Regions from separate parts of the Mus musculus genome. Here region 1 is linked to region 2. The links are chromatin loops, found by intact Hi-C in ENCODE. Cell type or tissue: gastrocnemius. All regions are shown on one strand. Each heading gives the region's core, and the rest is flanking DNA. Links, peaks and the distances in the headings are about the cores only. Region 1 has its middle 17 kb from the start of Skint7. Region 2 holds the start of Slc5a9 (solute carrier family 5 (sodium/glucose cotransporter), member 9).

Evidence for each region. Peaks named below come from ENCODE experiments on the same cell type or tissue, not always from the same donor. Only the 100,000 strongest peaks of a DNase experiment are listed, where the experiment ranks them.
Region 1: a loop joins it to region 2, with 10 times the contacts of the local background. A loop is called at or near these places in 7 of 42 quality-filtered maps.

What each region holds. Positions count from the first base shown.
Region 1 is chr4:111,951,436-111,959,773 of GRCm38, forward strand. No RefSeq gene overlaps it. Among named protein-coding and RNA genes, the nearest start is that of Skint7, 17 kb to the right of the region's middle. In gastrocnemius, for the core only: no CTCF peak of the experiment used is centred there; a DNase peak (open chromatin) is centred at 3,715.
Region 2 is chr4:111,901,658-111,909,995 of GRCm38, forward strand. It overlaps Slc5a9 (solute carrier family 5 (sodium/glucose cotransporter), member 9), which reads right to left and starts at 1,139. Exons shown (of 15, transcript NM_145551.4): 1 at 1,058-1,139. In gastrocnemius, for the core only: a CTCF peak has its summit at 6,434 (motif pointing right); no DNase peak of the experiment used is centred there.

The DNA of each region.
Region 1 (8,338 bases), core at 72-8,071, 50 kb after region 2:
GCTTGCAGCTACCAGACTTTGCAGCAGCACTTCCGAGAATCCAACTATAAAAAGGACAGGATGCACAGGGAGAAGTCTAGCTGTTGAATAAAGACTAAATGAAGTATTGAACAGTCTGAGGTACTTGGCATCACAATTTCTGAGTAATATTTGAATTGGGGCTGTATGTTCAGACTGAAAATGTCAGAATTTCCATGTACTTTTCACCAGAAAATGACCTGAATTTTAATGTAGGAATATAAGAAGACTGTCCCAATGAACAACCAGCTTAAGAAAATTGCCTTTAGGATCACTTCCCTGAGTCCAGCCTACTCTGCCCTTCAGTACATGGGAAATCAGACCCATTTCCTGCATCTTAGCTGCGTATCCCTTAGGCTTTTGACTAGGTCCTTAATGAAGACATTGCAATTCTTGGAATCTTTGCTAGAGTATTGGATCCCCCTAACTTCTCAGTCTCATCACTCTTGGTCATCTCCTACCATTTTAGTCCTTTTAGACAGCTCATGCCTCCCATACTCTTAGCCTCTCCTGCTGTGTCTGTCATGTCATTCTGCAGAGAACATGTGAAGAGGATGCCTTGATAGCTGTCACAAGATACTTGTTAATGGGCCCATTAAAGGAGTTTTTCTTTTCCCCACACCCCTTGGAGTTGGGGTGAGAACCCTTCCTGTGCTTCCTTGCTGCTGGGCTATATGATTAGGGGTGGGTAACACTTGGATGAGGCATGCTTAGACTTGTGAGTGCTGTGTCCTCTATCACCTTCTTTCCTCAGAAGCCTTCTGTGACTCCCAGCCTGGGGACAACCTGAGCTCCAGAGTACCCTGCTCATTTCCCCAAGGGCAACTGTTGATTTGGGGCCTGACTGCCTTAGAAATGAGATCCCGGATGTTTGAACTGTCTTATTTTTATTTATGGCTCCTACTGACTAGAACAAAGCCATTGAGGGGGATGATGAGAGGTTTTTTAGAAATTGCTCTTGAGGCCAGTGTGTGTGATAGGCAAGAATGCAACAGCTGGTGCTATAGTGTAAGTAGAGCAGTGTATAGAGCAAGGTGGAGACAAAGGTCCAATCTAGCTGTTCTCACCTAGCAAGATGTGTGCCAACTTGCATGGTTCTTTCCCTTAGGGTCTTTCCTACCACCTGAGAGTTCTTCTTATTTAGTCCCTCGTTCCACAAGTGTGAAACATATTCATTTTTGAATCAATACAAAAGAATGATATTGCCTATCAAAAAGATCAGTTGGAAGCTTTTGGCCAAGTGAGGGAATTGCTGATGGGGAAGCCTTGAGCAGTTGGTGTCAGATACTTGAGCATATAGAGCAGTACCCAGCCCTTCCCATTCCATATACCATACAATTGGTTCTTTAATGAAAGTGAAGGACCTTTCATGCAGCTGCCTACAAGCCTTCTGTCTCCTTGTAGGGTTCCTTACCTCTGTAATTCTGGGCAGACACTGTGTACCTCCCATTGGCCTGTACCCAGGCTACTTACAAGTCCTTCCTGTAAAACCACTCTGCCAGGAATCCTGCTGACAACTTCCTTATTGACAATAAAGTATATGAGACTAGTGTTTAAGATTACTGCTTGTATTACTGGGTCACATACAGAGCAAACAGTGGCATTTGGACATGGATTTATTATTATTATTATTATTATTATTATTATTATTATTATTTTCAGGTGGAAAAATATTAGCTAACGCCTGGGCTGGTTTGGGTTTTGACTCTGGGCTTGGATGACTTTAAAAGCGCTCAGGACCATGGTCTCTTCTCTCCAGGCCCTCTGTCTCAAAGAGAGAACAGAGAAAAAACATCCTGCTTGTGGTTGGATAGAGATCTTCTCTGTCCTGTTCCTTCCAACTGAAGCTTGGAGCAGGTTGCAAATGCAGCCAAACTAGGAATAGGAAGCTCCCCAAGTTTGGGTCATGGTTCCATGGCAGTGATTACCACTGCAGTCTTCACTCAGCCCTCCTCCATGCCTTTGCAATTCTCAGACCTCCAGACCTGGAGATGCCATTTCCACATGTCTTTGTTCAGTTCAGTTCAAACCCAGATCTCATTCACTAACCAGGTCAGGCCCAGGTCAGGCCCAGGTCAGGCTGTGCCATGAACAACTGCAGAGTACATTACTCCTAAGAGAGCAACACCAGCAGCACCCCACCACAGAACAAGGCTCTCTCACAGGGGCAAGTGTCAGAGAGGCAAGTCAGGATCCTGGCAAGCAAATCACATGGTCTTCAGGGACAGAGTGGATACCTGCTGTATTGCTCACTTGTCCCTATCTCCAGCTGTCAAAGGTCAAATTTCTGGGAGTCACCTGTGTCCAGATGGTTCCTGAGGAAGAAAGGAGACCCTATATACACAAGATAGATGCTTAATTGTAAGAGGAAAGGAGAAGTACATAGATGTGTAAGTCTGAGAAAGATGGCAACAGAATACCAGAAATGCAGAGGAAGGAAGAGAGAAAGACTTATACTCTACTCACCATAAACATACCTGCACGGCCTGGCCTAGTCAAAACCTCCTGAGCTCAGTGTCTGAGCCTCAGTTTCCTCAGTGCCAAGGCATGGTCTTTAACAACTTCTTTCAGTCACAGAAAACAGAGAAGGAGCCTGGCTCCTCTCCCAAAGGGTGGCAGGCAAGGCCCTGAATATCACCCCAGTCACTGAGCCTTGGATTCTGAGGGATAGTCTCTGCTTTTGTGGCAAGGTGTGAATCTGGAGTAAACTGAACACACTTTGTAGGGGTTCAGAGTTGCGCAGGACCTCAGGGAAGCTGGGAAGGGAGACCCAGCTCAGTGTGAGTCTCTGTCATTGTGGTCACAGCCTCCTCTCACACCTGGGCAAACAGGTTTTTCAAGGCAGGCAAACAGTGTTTCAGCTTCCAGAAGAACAAATTCTGGGCTCTGATGTATAGCATGGCTTCTTTGCTTGATCAAGCATGTTGTATGCTTGAAGCCCAATAAGCAAGTATAGCTGGAACATTCTCAGTGCGTGCTACAAATGTGAGCTTAGTGGAGCAAATCATTTTACAACATTAAGTTATGAAGATTAAATGACTACATCAAACCATCTCATGACTTATAATTTCTTGATATTAACTATGTTTTTCTTTGAACATAGTATCTTTATGATTCCTTGAGAATTTCACATCGTGTACCCCAATCACACTTGCTTCTCAGTCCTCCCCTCCCCTCTCCCACTCTTGTTACCTCCCCTGAAAAGAAGAAAAAGAAAAAATATGAAAAAGAAAAGAAAGTCCATTTTGCTTTGTTTCAATACTCACTGGAGCATAGTCAAATTCTACGTGGGCAGTCCTTCTTCATCTGTACCTTTACCAGAGCCATCAATTATGAAGAGCTACACTTCAGCACACTTATCACAAATTTTTGGGGCTTTCTTTGATGTCTTCTTTTGTAGGTTGTTTCATTTGGGGGCGTAGGAGTGGGTTAGAGGTAGGGATTTCTATTTTCCTCTTTCTCAACTGTTCATTTTCAGTCATTGATAATATTGTGAGACTGTCCTCCTTGTTCTTGTCAGGAGGATCTTGTTAGAAGGAGAATAAATCCTGGGATTTTACATGGTTTCTGGCCACAGCACAGACCACAAATAGCACAGACCATAGAATATCCACATGGTGTCCAGAATTAGCAGTTACCATGGACCTCCTTGGACATCAACATGGACCTCTGCCAAAGCACAGGCCATGGGCCAGCATGGCCTCTGGGAGAAGTACAGACCATGGTAGTCCAAATCAGCAAGTTAACAATTCTTCATCTGAAATAACATTTTCACTGTTCCAAGTCAGGGTGACCCTGCAGCTGAGCAATTTCTTCAGGGGCTGCGTGTGCACAAGCTCCTGGTTGCTTCACACCATCCTGCTGATCCTACTGTGAAACAACCTGTTCCTGTATGAACTGCAGCCCTCTCTCACACCCACCACAGCTGTCGAGTCAAGTTCTACCTCTTTTCACTGAGCAGGCACCACTGTACTCTTCCATTTTTTCTACCTCTCCTCTATTTCATCAAAGTGGGATCAGAAGCTGCAGGGTGTTACAATACACCAATTTACACAAACAGCTTTACATGCGAATGTTCATTACAATGAGGAATAATTGTTGATCAATGGTTCAAGACTTCTGGCTTCTGCTACACCAATTCTGAAACCCTTATTGAGACTTCTCTTAAATATCCTGCTGTTGCCCAGAACCATGTACAGCAGTACACTAACCAGTAGCTCACAGATGGAGTAGATGTTGGGGTGGATCAACTCAAAGCTATGGGTCTGGACAGGATAGTAACTGAGTTGGTCATCCTGGGCCTCCATTGGGTCAGCAAGGGCAGAACTAGCACTCATGTTACCACCCAAGCTGCCTGATAACTGTTTTCATAAGGCTGGAGAAATTTAATGAAATTATGTCCTGTTCCCCGAACACATGTGGGAAGTGATAGCTAAAAGGAAATACATGTAGTTAGGATGTTCAGTCATGTTGGGATTGGACCACAGCTTCGGCATAGGTGTGAAAGGACCCTCACCAGTGCTTCCCCTCCCCCAACCATTGGGAGCTTGTCTAGAGAAAGTGAGAAGTAACAGTGAAGTGAAGACACCTAAAGTAGAACAAGTTCAGATTCCTTTGGGTTCCTCCCCAAACCAGTCCCTTTGGCCAGGGATACAAAACACTTTGCACTTCTGTCTCCTTTTTTTTTTTTTTTTTTTTTCTGAGACAGGGTTTCTCTGTATAGCCCTGGCTGTCCTGGAACTCACTTTGTAGACCAGGCTGGCCTCGAACTCAGAAATTCACCTGCCTCTGCCTCCCAAGTGCTGGGATTGAAGGCATGTGCCACCACGCCTGGCTCCTTTTTTCTTTTAGAAGAAGAAAATTACCATCCCACAAGATGATGGAAAAAGATAAAAGTAGTTGAGAATGTGTTCTTTTCTCCTAGTAGTAATGCCTCTTTCCTGAGGTCCTATCAGGATTCCAGGTTGGCGTGCTATAGCCTCTTACATGGCCTGAAACTTTAAAGAAGTTAAAAACTGAGTCCTATGTGATACTAGGAGGAGTATCTTATGCATATTATTTGTGGTGGTTTAAATAAAAATGGTCCCATAGGTCAAAAATAAATGGCATTATAAGGAGGTGTGGCCTTGCTGGAGAAGGTGTGGTTTTATTTGGAGAAATTGTATCACTAGCTGGAGGACTTTGAGGTTTTAGATGCTCAAGCCATGCCCAATGTAGCTGTTTCTTTTCTACTATGTAAGGATCAAGGAGTAAAATTCTTAGCTCCTTCTCCGGCACCATGCTTGCCTGCATGATGCTGTCATGCTTCCCTGAACCTTTGAAACTGTAAGCCAGACCCAATTAAATGTTTTCCTTTATAAGAGTTGCCTTAGTCTTGGTGTCTCTTCATGGCAATAGAAATTCTAACTGAGATAACACCCACGAATTTGGGTTTATAAAATGGGATGGTAACATATGTTTCCTAATCTCTTTGAAACATTAAATATGATAGTAGATAATGAACAAGGTGCTGAAATGGGACCTTTTCTGTTTCACTTCTGGCTATCACCTGAGACTCCAAAACATCATAGGCTATTGCCTTTCCTCCCAATTTCTTACCAGAAATTTAAGGTAAGATACCATTGCAGCAGGCCCTATAAACTTTGGGCACAAGTCTTGGAGAAATTGAACTGGAAATGACCTGGAAGTCTCCTCCCTGATGACGAGCTCATATAGGTTTTAAGTGTGTTATGAAAACTATCAAAGGGAGGAAAATAATTAATAGTCCTACTTTCTGAAAGTCTGTGATCCACAATGACCAGCCTAGCAAGAAACCCCCAATAATGCCACTTAGGCTTGTGGAATAATCAACAGATACATAATTGAGCTTGAAAGTCTTCTTCATAAAAGGGAATTTATGCCTGATTTTGTAAACCTAGCCAAATATCCATGACTACTTAAGTCATGTACCCTCGAATACCAAATACTCCCCTTTTTCTAAACTGGTTTGAAAATTGTTATCCTATACCAATGATAAGTAAGGCTATCATGCCTCATCAAAGAAGATTATTTTTGTAGCAAACATAAAACACTAAAGAAACCCACAATTGGTTACAGTGGGATATCCAACACAGCACAAATCTAAGGCTCAGGGGACACTGAGGAGGAGGAGAAGGAGGAGGGTGGGTTAGACTGTAAGAACCACAGGTTTGGGTGTCAGCCATGGGATAGTATCTTCCATGTATAAACAAGGAAACCCAAGGGAATCACATACATGAAATGTCAACAATATGGCTGCTAAACAAAACCTGAACTATGACAATATCAGTTGACATTCCAACATGGATGGGTGAAATCTCAAAGATCCTACCCCTAGATGAAGAGCGACAGGCAGTTGTTGGCTGTTGAGAAAGAGGAAGTCTTCTCCAGGAATGAGCTTACTTATAGGTTGCTTATAAGTGGTCAGTTCTAAATACATATACATGCTAGCTACACTAAATTACAGGCTGTGTGTGTGTGTGTGTTCATAAAACAATAATTAAAAAATAGAACATCAATTTGAAAGAGAGTATTAGAATGTAGAAGGAATTAGAGGAGGGAGGGAAAAAGGAAGAAATGATATAAATATAGTAGTCAGATATGACATTTAAAAACATTTAAAAGAGTGTGTGTGTTGGAGTCCACTGAGTCCCCTAGGGCATGCTCATGTGAATGGTAACAATGGTGGCATAAGTTCACATGCACCCATGTAAAGTCATATAGGAGAGTGAAAGTTCACATGTGAACTCACTTATAAGACCTTGGTTAGGACTGTAAGTAATTAAGAATCAGTATATTTTTTCCCAGAATATCAGTACAAGTTATAGCCACAAAGAGTGAAGCAGAACACCAACGCTTCCATCCACCATACTTCTGGGGAGTGAGGCAGACCGAAGCTCTCTGAACTACCTCTCTGACATGTCTTAATCTGTCTGTGTTTCTAGAGGCCCATATGAAGCATCTGTAGGTGCTAAAGGGACTCTTCGGGGGTTTTCCTTTAAAATCAGGTGCTAAATAGCCTGAAACATGCCTTATAGAAAACAGGGATGTGTGATAAAAGTATCTGCCACATATGATGTCTGTATTTCCCCAAACTTGTTCTGATATTCTCAGTTCTCTGGGTGATTTTTCTCAAATACTCACATTCTCTCTCCTTTCACACTTACTCCTTCTTCCTGCCCCTCCCCCTCTCCGTCCTCCCTCCCTTCCTCTCTCCCTCTCCCCTTCTTGCCCTTCCTCTCCATGTCTTTCCTTTTCCCTTTTTCATTCAAAATTTACAGGTTTATACAACTAAAGTTTGTGTAACTTTCTTAAGGATGCCCTTAGTATCTCTCAAAAACTTTAAGAAACATTCCTAAATAACCTTTGTTAAAAATCTCTGGAATCTCAATCTCTCTGGAAGTCTTTCTTCCACTTACTTTTCTGTCTGAAACAGTATCTTCTCTGAACCTCAGCGACAAAGTTTCTTAACTTTCACAGCCTAATATAATTTGTCAAATGGATGCTGGTCAAATAAACCTGCTGGTTTCAGCAAACCTCCACACACACAAGCACCTGTAATTTCCAAATATGTTGAGATCAAGTTAGATCCAGAAAAGAGCCTGGCATTTGGGGTCAGTGTATCTAACGTTTGATTTTATATTGTTTGATACTGTTTGTGTGGCCTTTGGAAAATTGTTGTCTCCTTCCAAAACTTTATTTTGAGATCTAGAGAAAGCAGTTGTGGATATTATGGTGTTTTTTGAGCATTGGATCAATTCTTATGCCTCAGCTATGTGGTTGTGCTTCAGAAAAGGTTGCTGTCTTAGTCAGGGTTTCTATTCTTGCACAAACATCATGACCAAGAAGCAAGTTGGGGAGGAAAGGGTTTATTCGGCTTACACTTCCATACTGCTGTTCATCACCAAGGAAGTCAGGACTGGAACTCAAGCAGGTCAGAAAGCAGGAGCCGATGCAGAGGCCATGGAGGGATGTTCCTGACTAGCTTGCATCCCCTGGCTTGCTCAGCTTGCTCTCTTATAGAACCAAAACTACCAGCCCAGCGATGGCACCACCCACAAGGGGCATTTCCCCCTTGATCACTAATTGAGAAAATGCCTTACAGTTGGATCTCATGGAGGCATTTCCTCAACCGAAGCTCCTTTCTCTGTGATAACTCCAGCTGTGTCAAGTTGACACAAAACTAGCCAGTACAATTGATCCCTTGTCAACTTGACACACAAAAACATCACTAGAAAGCCTCAACCCTTACAATCTTATTCATCCCCAAGATCTAAATAACTTTAAAAGTCCCACAGTCTTT
Region 2 (8,338 bases), core at 8-8,007:
CTTACCTCTGTAATGCTGGGCAGGCCCTGTGTACCTCCCACTGGCCTGCACCCAGGCTACTTACAAGTCCTTCCTGTAAAACCACTCTGCCAGGAATCCTGCTGACAACTTCCTTATTGACAATAAAGTATAGGAGACTAATGTTTAAGATTACTGCTTGTATTACTGGGTTACATACAGAGCAAACAGTGGCATTTGGACATGGATTTATTATTATTATTATTATTATTATTATTATTATTATTATTTTCAGGTGGAAAAATATTAGCTAACGCCTGGGCTGGTTTGGGTTTTGACTCTGGGCTTGGATGACTTTAAAAGCGCTCAGGACCATGGTCCCTTCTCTCCAGGCCCTCTGTCTCAAAGAGAGAACAGAGAAAAAATATCCTGCTTGTGGTTGGATAGAGATCTTCTCTGTCCTGTTCCTTCCAACTGAAGCTTGGAGCAGGTTGCAAATGCAGCCAAACTAGGAATAGGAAGCTCCCCAAGTTTGGGTCATGGTTCCATGGCAGTGATTACCACTGCAGTCTTCACTCAGCCCTCCTCCATGCCTTTGCAATTCTCAGACCTCCAACCCTGGGGATGCCATTTCCACATGTCTTTGTTCAGTTCAGTTCAAACCCAGATCTGATTCACTAACCAGGTCAGGCCCAGGTCAGGCTGTGCCATGAACAACTGCAGAGTACATTACTCCTAAGAGAGCAACACCAGCAGCACCCCACCACAGAACAAGGCTCTCTCATAGGGGCAAGTGTCAGAGAGGCAAGTCAGGATCCTGGCAAGCAAATCACATGGTCTTCAGGGCCAGAGTGGATACCTGCTGTGTTGCTCACTTGTCCCTATCTCCAGCTGTCAAAGGCCAAATTTCTGGGAGTCACCTGTGTCCAGATGGTTCCTGAGGAAGAAAGGAGACCCTATATACACAAGATAGATGCTTAATTGTAAGAGGAAAGGAGAAGTACATAGATGTGTAAGTCTGAGAAAGATGGCAACAGAATACCAGAAATGCAGAGGAAGGAAGAGAGAAAGACTTATACTCTACTCACCATAAACATACCTGCACAGCCTGGCCTAGTCAAAACCTCCTGGGCTCAGTGTCAAAGCTTCAAGCTCCTCAGTGCCAAGGCATGGTCTTTAACAACTTCTCTCAGTCACAGAAGACTGAGAAGGAGCCTGGCCCCTCCCCCAGAGGGTGGCAGGCAAGGCCCTGAATACCACCCCAGTCACTGGGCCTTGGTTTCTGAGGGACAGTCTCTGCTTTTGTGACAAGGTGTGGTTATGGGGTAAAGTAAACACACTCTGTAGGGGGTTCAGAGTTGCCCAGGCCCCCAGGGGAGGTGGGAAGGGAGACACAGCTCAGTGTGACACTCTGTCATTGTGGTCACAGCCTCCTCTCACACCTGGGCAAACTGGTTTCTCAAGGCAGGCAGGCAGTGTTTCAGTCTCCAGAAGAACAAATTCTGGGCTCTGATGTATAGCATGGCTTCTTTGCTTGATCAAGCATGTTGTATGCTTGAAGCCCAATAAGCAAGTATAGCTGGAGCATTGTAACCGCATGCTCCAAATGTGAGCTTGATGGAGCTAATCGTTTTACAACATAAAGTTATAAATGTTAAATGACTACATGGGATCATCTCATGACTTACAATTTCTTTATGTCAACTCTGTTTTTCTTTCAACATAATATCTTTATGATTCCTTGGGAATTTCATATCATGTACCCCAATCACACTCACTTCTCAGTCCTCCCTCTCTTCTCTTCCACTCTTGTGACCTCCCCTGAAAAGAAGAAAAAGAAAAAAAAAATGAAAAAGAAAAGTAAGTCCATTTTTTGTTGTTTCTATACTCACTGGAGCATAGTCAAATTCTACCTGGGCAGTGCTTCTCTACCTCTACCCCTGCCAGAGCCATCATTTATGAAGAGCTACATTTCAGCACCCTTATCACAAATTTTAAGGGCTTTCTTTGATAGCTCCCTTTGTAGGTTGTTACATTGTGTGGGGTAGGAATGGGTTGGAGGTAGGGGTTTCTATTTTCATCTTTCTCAACTGTTCATTTGCAGTCATCGATACTACTGTGAGACTGTCCTCCTTGTTCTTTATATTCAGCAGGAGCATAAATCCTGGGTTTTTTACATGGTTTCTGGCCACAGCACAGACCACAAATAGCACAGACCATAGAATCTTCACATGGTCTCTAGCATTAGCACTCACCATGGACCTCCTTGGACATCAACATGGCCCTCTGCCAAAGCACAGGCCATGGGTCAGCATGGCCTCTGGGAGAAGTACAGACCCCATGGTCCAAACCAGTAAGTTAACCATTATTCATCTGAAATATTATTTCCCTGTTCGGAGTCAGGGTACTCCTGCAGCTGTGCACCTGCTTCAGGGCCTGAGTGTGTACAAGCTCCAGGTGGCTTCACACCATCCTGCTGACCCTACTGTGTAACAACCTGTTCCTGAATGAACTGCAGCCCTCTCTCACACCCACCACAGCTGTCGAGTCAAGTTCTACCTCTTTTCACTGAGCATGCTCCACTGCGCTCTTCCATCTTTCTCACCTCTCCTCTAGTTCATCAAAGTGGGATCCGAAGCTGCAGAGTGTCACAATACACCCTTTTACACAAACAGCTTTACATGCAAATGTTCATTGCAATGAAGAATCATTGTTGATCTGGTTAAGAGCTCTGGATTCTGCTACACCATCAATTCTGAAACCCTAGTGGAGACTCCTCTCAAGTATCCTGCTGTTGCCTAGAACCATGTACAGCAGTACACTAGTACCTCACAGATGGCGTAGATGTTGGGGTGGATCAACTCAAAGCTCTGGATCTGGGCAGGGTAGTAACTGAGTTGGTTACTACCTCCCTTAAGTCAGCAAGGGCAGGACTAGCACTCCTGCTGTCACTGAGCTGCCTGTTAACTGTTTTCATAAGGCTGGAGAAACTAAATGAAATTCTCTCCTGTCTCCCCCAACACATGTGGGAAGTGATACCTAAAAGAAAATACATGCAGTTTGGACGTTCAAAGTCATGTTGGGATTGGACCACAGCTTCGGCATAGGTGTGAAAGGACCCCCACCAGTGCTCCCCTCCCCCAACCATTGGGAGCTTGTTCAGAGAAAGTGAGAAGTAACAGTGAAGACACCTAAAGTAGAACAAGTTCAGATTCCTTTGGGTTCCTCCCCAAACCAGGCCCTTTGGCCAGGGATACAAAACACTTTGCACTTCTGTCTCCTTTTTATCTTTTAGAAGAAGAAAATTACCGTCCCACAAGCTGATGGAAAAAGATAAAAGTGGTTGAGAATGTGTTCTTTTCTTCTAGTAGTAATGCCTCTTTCCTGAGGTCCTATCAGGATTCCAGGTTGGCGTGTTATAGCCTCTTACATGGCCTGAAACTTTAAAGAAGTTAAAAACTGAGTCCTATGTGATACTAGGAGGAGTATCTTATGCATATTATTTGTGGTGGTTTAAATAAAAATGGTCCCATAGGTCAAAAATAAATGGCATTATTAGGAGGTGTGGTCTTGCTGGAGAAGGTGTGGTTTTATTTGGAGAAATTGTATCACTAGCGGGAGGACTTTGAAGTTTTAGATGCTCAAGTCATGCCCAATGTAGCTGTTTCTTTTCTACTATGTAAGGATCAAGGTGTAAAACTCTTAGATCCTTCTCCAGCACCATGCTTGCCTGCATGATGCTGTCATGCTTCCCTGAACCTTTGAAACTGTAAGCCAGACCCCATTAAATGTTTTCCTTTATAAGAGTTGCCTTAGTCTTGTGTCTCTTCATGGCAATAGAAACTCTAACTGAGACAATGCCCAAGAATTTGGGTTTGTAAAATGGGATGGTAACATATGTCTCCTAGTCTGTTTGAAATATTAAATATGATAGTAGATAATGAACAAGGTGCTGAATTGGGACCTTTTTTGTGTCACTTCTGGCTGTCACCTGAGACTCCAAAACATCATAGGCTATTATCTTTCCTCCCAATTTCTTACCAGAAATTTAAGGTAAGACCCTATTGCAGCACACCCTATACACTTGGGGCACAAGGTTTGGAGAGATTGAACTGGAAATGATCTAGAAGCCTCCTCCCTGATGACTATATCACATAGGTTTTGAAGGTGCTATGCAAACTACTTGCTGAAAGCCTGTGATCCACAATGACCAGCCTAGCAATAAACCCCCAATTATGAAATAGTGTCGCTTAGGTTTGGTGCCTAATCAAAAGACACATAATTGAACTTGAAGACCTTCTTAATAAGAAGGAATTTATGCCTGATTCTGTAAACCTAGCCAAATACCCATGACAGCTTAAGTCATGTATCCTTGAATACCTAATACTGCCCCTTTCCTAAACTGGTTTCAAATTTGTTATTCTGGACCCATAGATAAGTAAGGCTATCATGCCTCATCAAAGAAGCTTATTTTTGTAACAAATATCAACCACTAACGAAATCCACAACTGCTTACAATAGGGGTATCCAACACAATACTAATCTCAGGCTCAGGGATCATTGAGGAAGAGGAGAATAGATTAGATTTTAAGAACCAGAGGATCAGTTGTCATCCATGGGATCGTGTCTTCCATGTATAACAAGGAAACTCAGGGGAACCACACACATGAAATGTCAACAATATGGCTTCTAAACAAAACCTGAACTATGACAATACCAGTTGACATTCCAACAAGGATGGGTGAAATCTCAAAGATCCTTCTCCTAGATGAAGAGCTACAGGCAAGTGTTGGCTTCTGAGAAAAAGGAAGTCAGTCTTCTCCAGGAATAAGTGATTATAGGTTACCTAATTCCAAGTGGTCAGTTCTAAATACATATACATAGAAGCCTCACTAAACTACAGGCTGTGTGTGTGTGTGCATAAAACAATAATTAAAACATAGGACATAAATTTGAAAGAGAGTAGTAGAAAGTAGAAGGAATTAGAGGAGGGAGAGAGAAAGGAAGAAATGATGTAAATATAGTAGTCATATATGACATTTAAAAACATCTAAAGAGGTGTGTGTAGGAGTCCACTGAGTACCCTGGGACATGCTCAGGTTAATGGTAACAATGGTGGCATAAGTTCACATATACCCATATAAAGTAAGATAGGAGAGGGAGAGTTCACATGTGAATTCTCTTACAAGTCTTGATGCAGAGCATAAGTAATTAAGATCAGTATTAGTATTTTTACAGCAAAACTAACTCTTTTTAGAATATCAGTACTAGTCACAGCCACAAAGAGTGAAACAGAACACCAACTCTTCCATCCAGCATCCCTCTGGGGAGTGGGGCAGACTCCAGGTGTCTAAAATACCTCTCTGACATGTCTTAGTCTGTCTGTGGGGCTAGAAGCCCATATGCAGAACCTGTAGGTAGTAAAGGAACCCGTTGGGGGTTTTCATTTACAGTCTGGGTGCTAAATAGCCTGAGACATTCCTTATAAAAAACAGGAATGCGTGAGAAAAGTATCTGACCACATATGATGTTTATCTTTTCTAAAGTTTGTTCTGATAGTTTCAGTTCTCTGGGCGATTTTTCTCAAATCCCTACTTCTTCTTTACCTTTCATTTCCATCCTTTTCTCTCCTTCCTACCCTTCCTTTCTCACTTCCTCCTTTCTTGCCCTTCCTCTGTATGTCTTCCCTTCTCCCCCTTTCATTCAAAATTTACAGATTTCTACAATTAAAGTTTTGAGTAACTTTCTTAGGGATGCCCTTTGTATCTCTCAAAAAATTTCAGAAACATTCCAAGATAACCTTTGTTAAAAATCTCTGGAATCTTGATCTCTCTGGAAGTCTTTCTCCCACTTTCTTCTCTCTTTGAAACAGTGTCCTCTCTGAACCTGAGACATCAAGTCCCTTCTCTTCCACAGCTTACTATCATTTTGAAAATGGATGCTGGTCAAAGAAACCTGCTGGATTCAGAAAATCTCCACACTCACAAGCACCTGTAATTTCCAAATATGTTAAGATCAAGTTAGAGCCAGAAAAGAGCCTGGCATTTGGGGTTAGTGGATCTAACGTTTGATTTTATATTGTTTGATACTGTTTGTGTGGCCTTTGAGAAATTGCTTGTTTCCTTCCAAAACTTTCTTTTGTGATCATGAGAAAGCAGTCGTGGAAATTATGGTGTTTTTTGAGCATTGGATCAATCCTTATGCCTCAGCTATGTGGTTTGGTTCAGAAGAGGTTGCTAAATGATAAGTGCCTGGGTATGCAGTCATGACTCATGATTCTCCATGAGCCAAGAAATAAGGAAACAAAGAGCTTCTGTTTATACTTTGTATATCATTTGGTAGAAAGATGGAGTGACTTGGAAAGTCCCTTGAATTTTAGAAGGTGTGTTGTGTAAGTTCATTGCAAATGCCCTCTGTGTATACGCTTTTGGATTGTATTTAAATACTACCTTTAGAAGTGCAATACTAAGAATTGGACACAAGGTGGCACCATGGAACAGGCTTCAGTAGTGTCTGTACATTTTGAGAAAGGAGAAACAGCATTAAATGATACAGCTATATGTGAGCCCATCAGTCTGCAGAGCTCAGCATCAAAGAGGATTCGTAGGATAGCAGGAAGTCTTAGCTGTCCTGTGATAAGACATCATTGTGTTTAGTATGTAGACAAATGTCATTCAATAAGCCCCTGCAGAGACAGAAATATTCTATAAATGTGTTGTCTGAAATGATAGCAATTAACCACATGCAAATACTTCTGGTATGGTTACAGTGACAAAGGAGTATACATTTTAACTAATTTAAAAGATAAATTACCATTCTAATAGTTTCTGGGCTGTACAGCACAGAATTCTAGAACATTTCAGGTTTTTATTTTTTAAATGATAAATGATAAATATTCTAGTCAACACTTCCAATTTGTACTTTTAAATTCATTGTTGTTCATATGTTTCTCACAGTGGTGAGGAAGTGGTGAGTCAGGAGAAGCGGTGGAAGATTGAAAGATGATTTCCTAACATAATAATACAAGCAAGTCAGTAAGAGCTAGAAATCACTCTTGTCTTTTCTTCTGAGAACTGACCAAATGAAAATTATTTCTAATGTGGACTAACAAACAGCAGTCCTGTGATGCTGTGAAAATGAGAAAATTATGGTGCAACATGGCATAATGGCTTTTTATTTGGCATGAAAATTAGGTGCCCATCTAAAAGAGTGAGATTCCCTCACACTGCATATGGCTGATTAAACTTAAAAGCAAGAATGAACCACACTCAATAGCACTGCTATGGAAGAAATTCTGAAGGGAGTTGGCTTTGAGACGGGCATGGATAATGTAGTAATAACATTTTAACAAATAAGTTTTGTTAAAAATTGGGAGACACAGACAGGTACCAAGTGGATGGATTGTGTGGGGCATTGACCAGGGGATGCTCTAAGTAAGCTGAGTACAGTGGCTCTATTAACTCGTATTGAGGGACTTTACTATCTAGTATGAAACAAGCTAGGCAAATTCCTGAAAAGAGGAGGTCCTATATCTATAAGAAAACAAATATGTCATGCTCCATGAAGAATGTCATCATGGATTACTGGTATGGGAAAGATAGCGTGAGTTTCCATAGGAGGTAGAGGGCTCTGCTGTACACAGTGGAATATAGGCAGGAAGAAGACCCCAGAATCATTTTGGAAATGTTTGATGATGATGTAGTGTTTTGTACTACCATGGCAACCTGGAGGCAGCACTCTACCAACCTAACAATTTAGCTCTGGTTTTGGCCAAATGTTGACAAATGTACTGAGTCATCAGATCAAATCTTTGTTAAAGCATTATCATATAGGTCAGGGTGGATAATTTTTAGAAGTGTGATTGGATTCTGTTTGAGGATGTTTGCATCTATGTTCATAGCAGGTCTGTAATTTTTATTTTTTGTTGTGTCTTTGTGTAGTTTATGTATTGAGCTAATTCTGGCTTCCTTAAAAGAACCAGGCAAACTGGATTGCTTCATATAGAAGAATACAAATAGATCCTGGTTTATACCCTACAAAAAATTCAACTCCAAATAATTCAAATACCTAAACACAAGGCCAGATACTGTGCATTTTGTAGATGAAAAAGTGTGGAATAGCCTTGAACTTATTGACACAGGGAGAGACTAAATGAACAGGACACTGATAGCACAGGCACTAAGACCAATCATTAATAGTATGGGACAACATGAAACTGAAAACCTTTGTATGGCAAAGGAGTGTCAGGAAAAGTGAGTACAGAATGGGAAAAGATCTTTATCAATTGATAAAGATACAATACATACAATAGAGGGTTAATATCTGAAATATATAAAGAACTAAAAATTGGACATCAAGAAAACAAATAACACAATTCAAA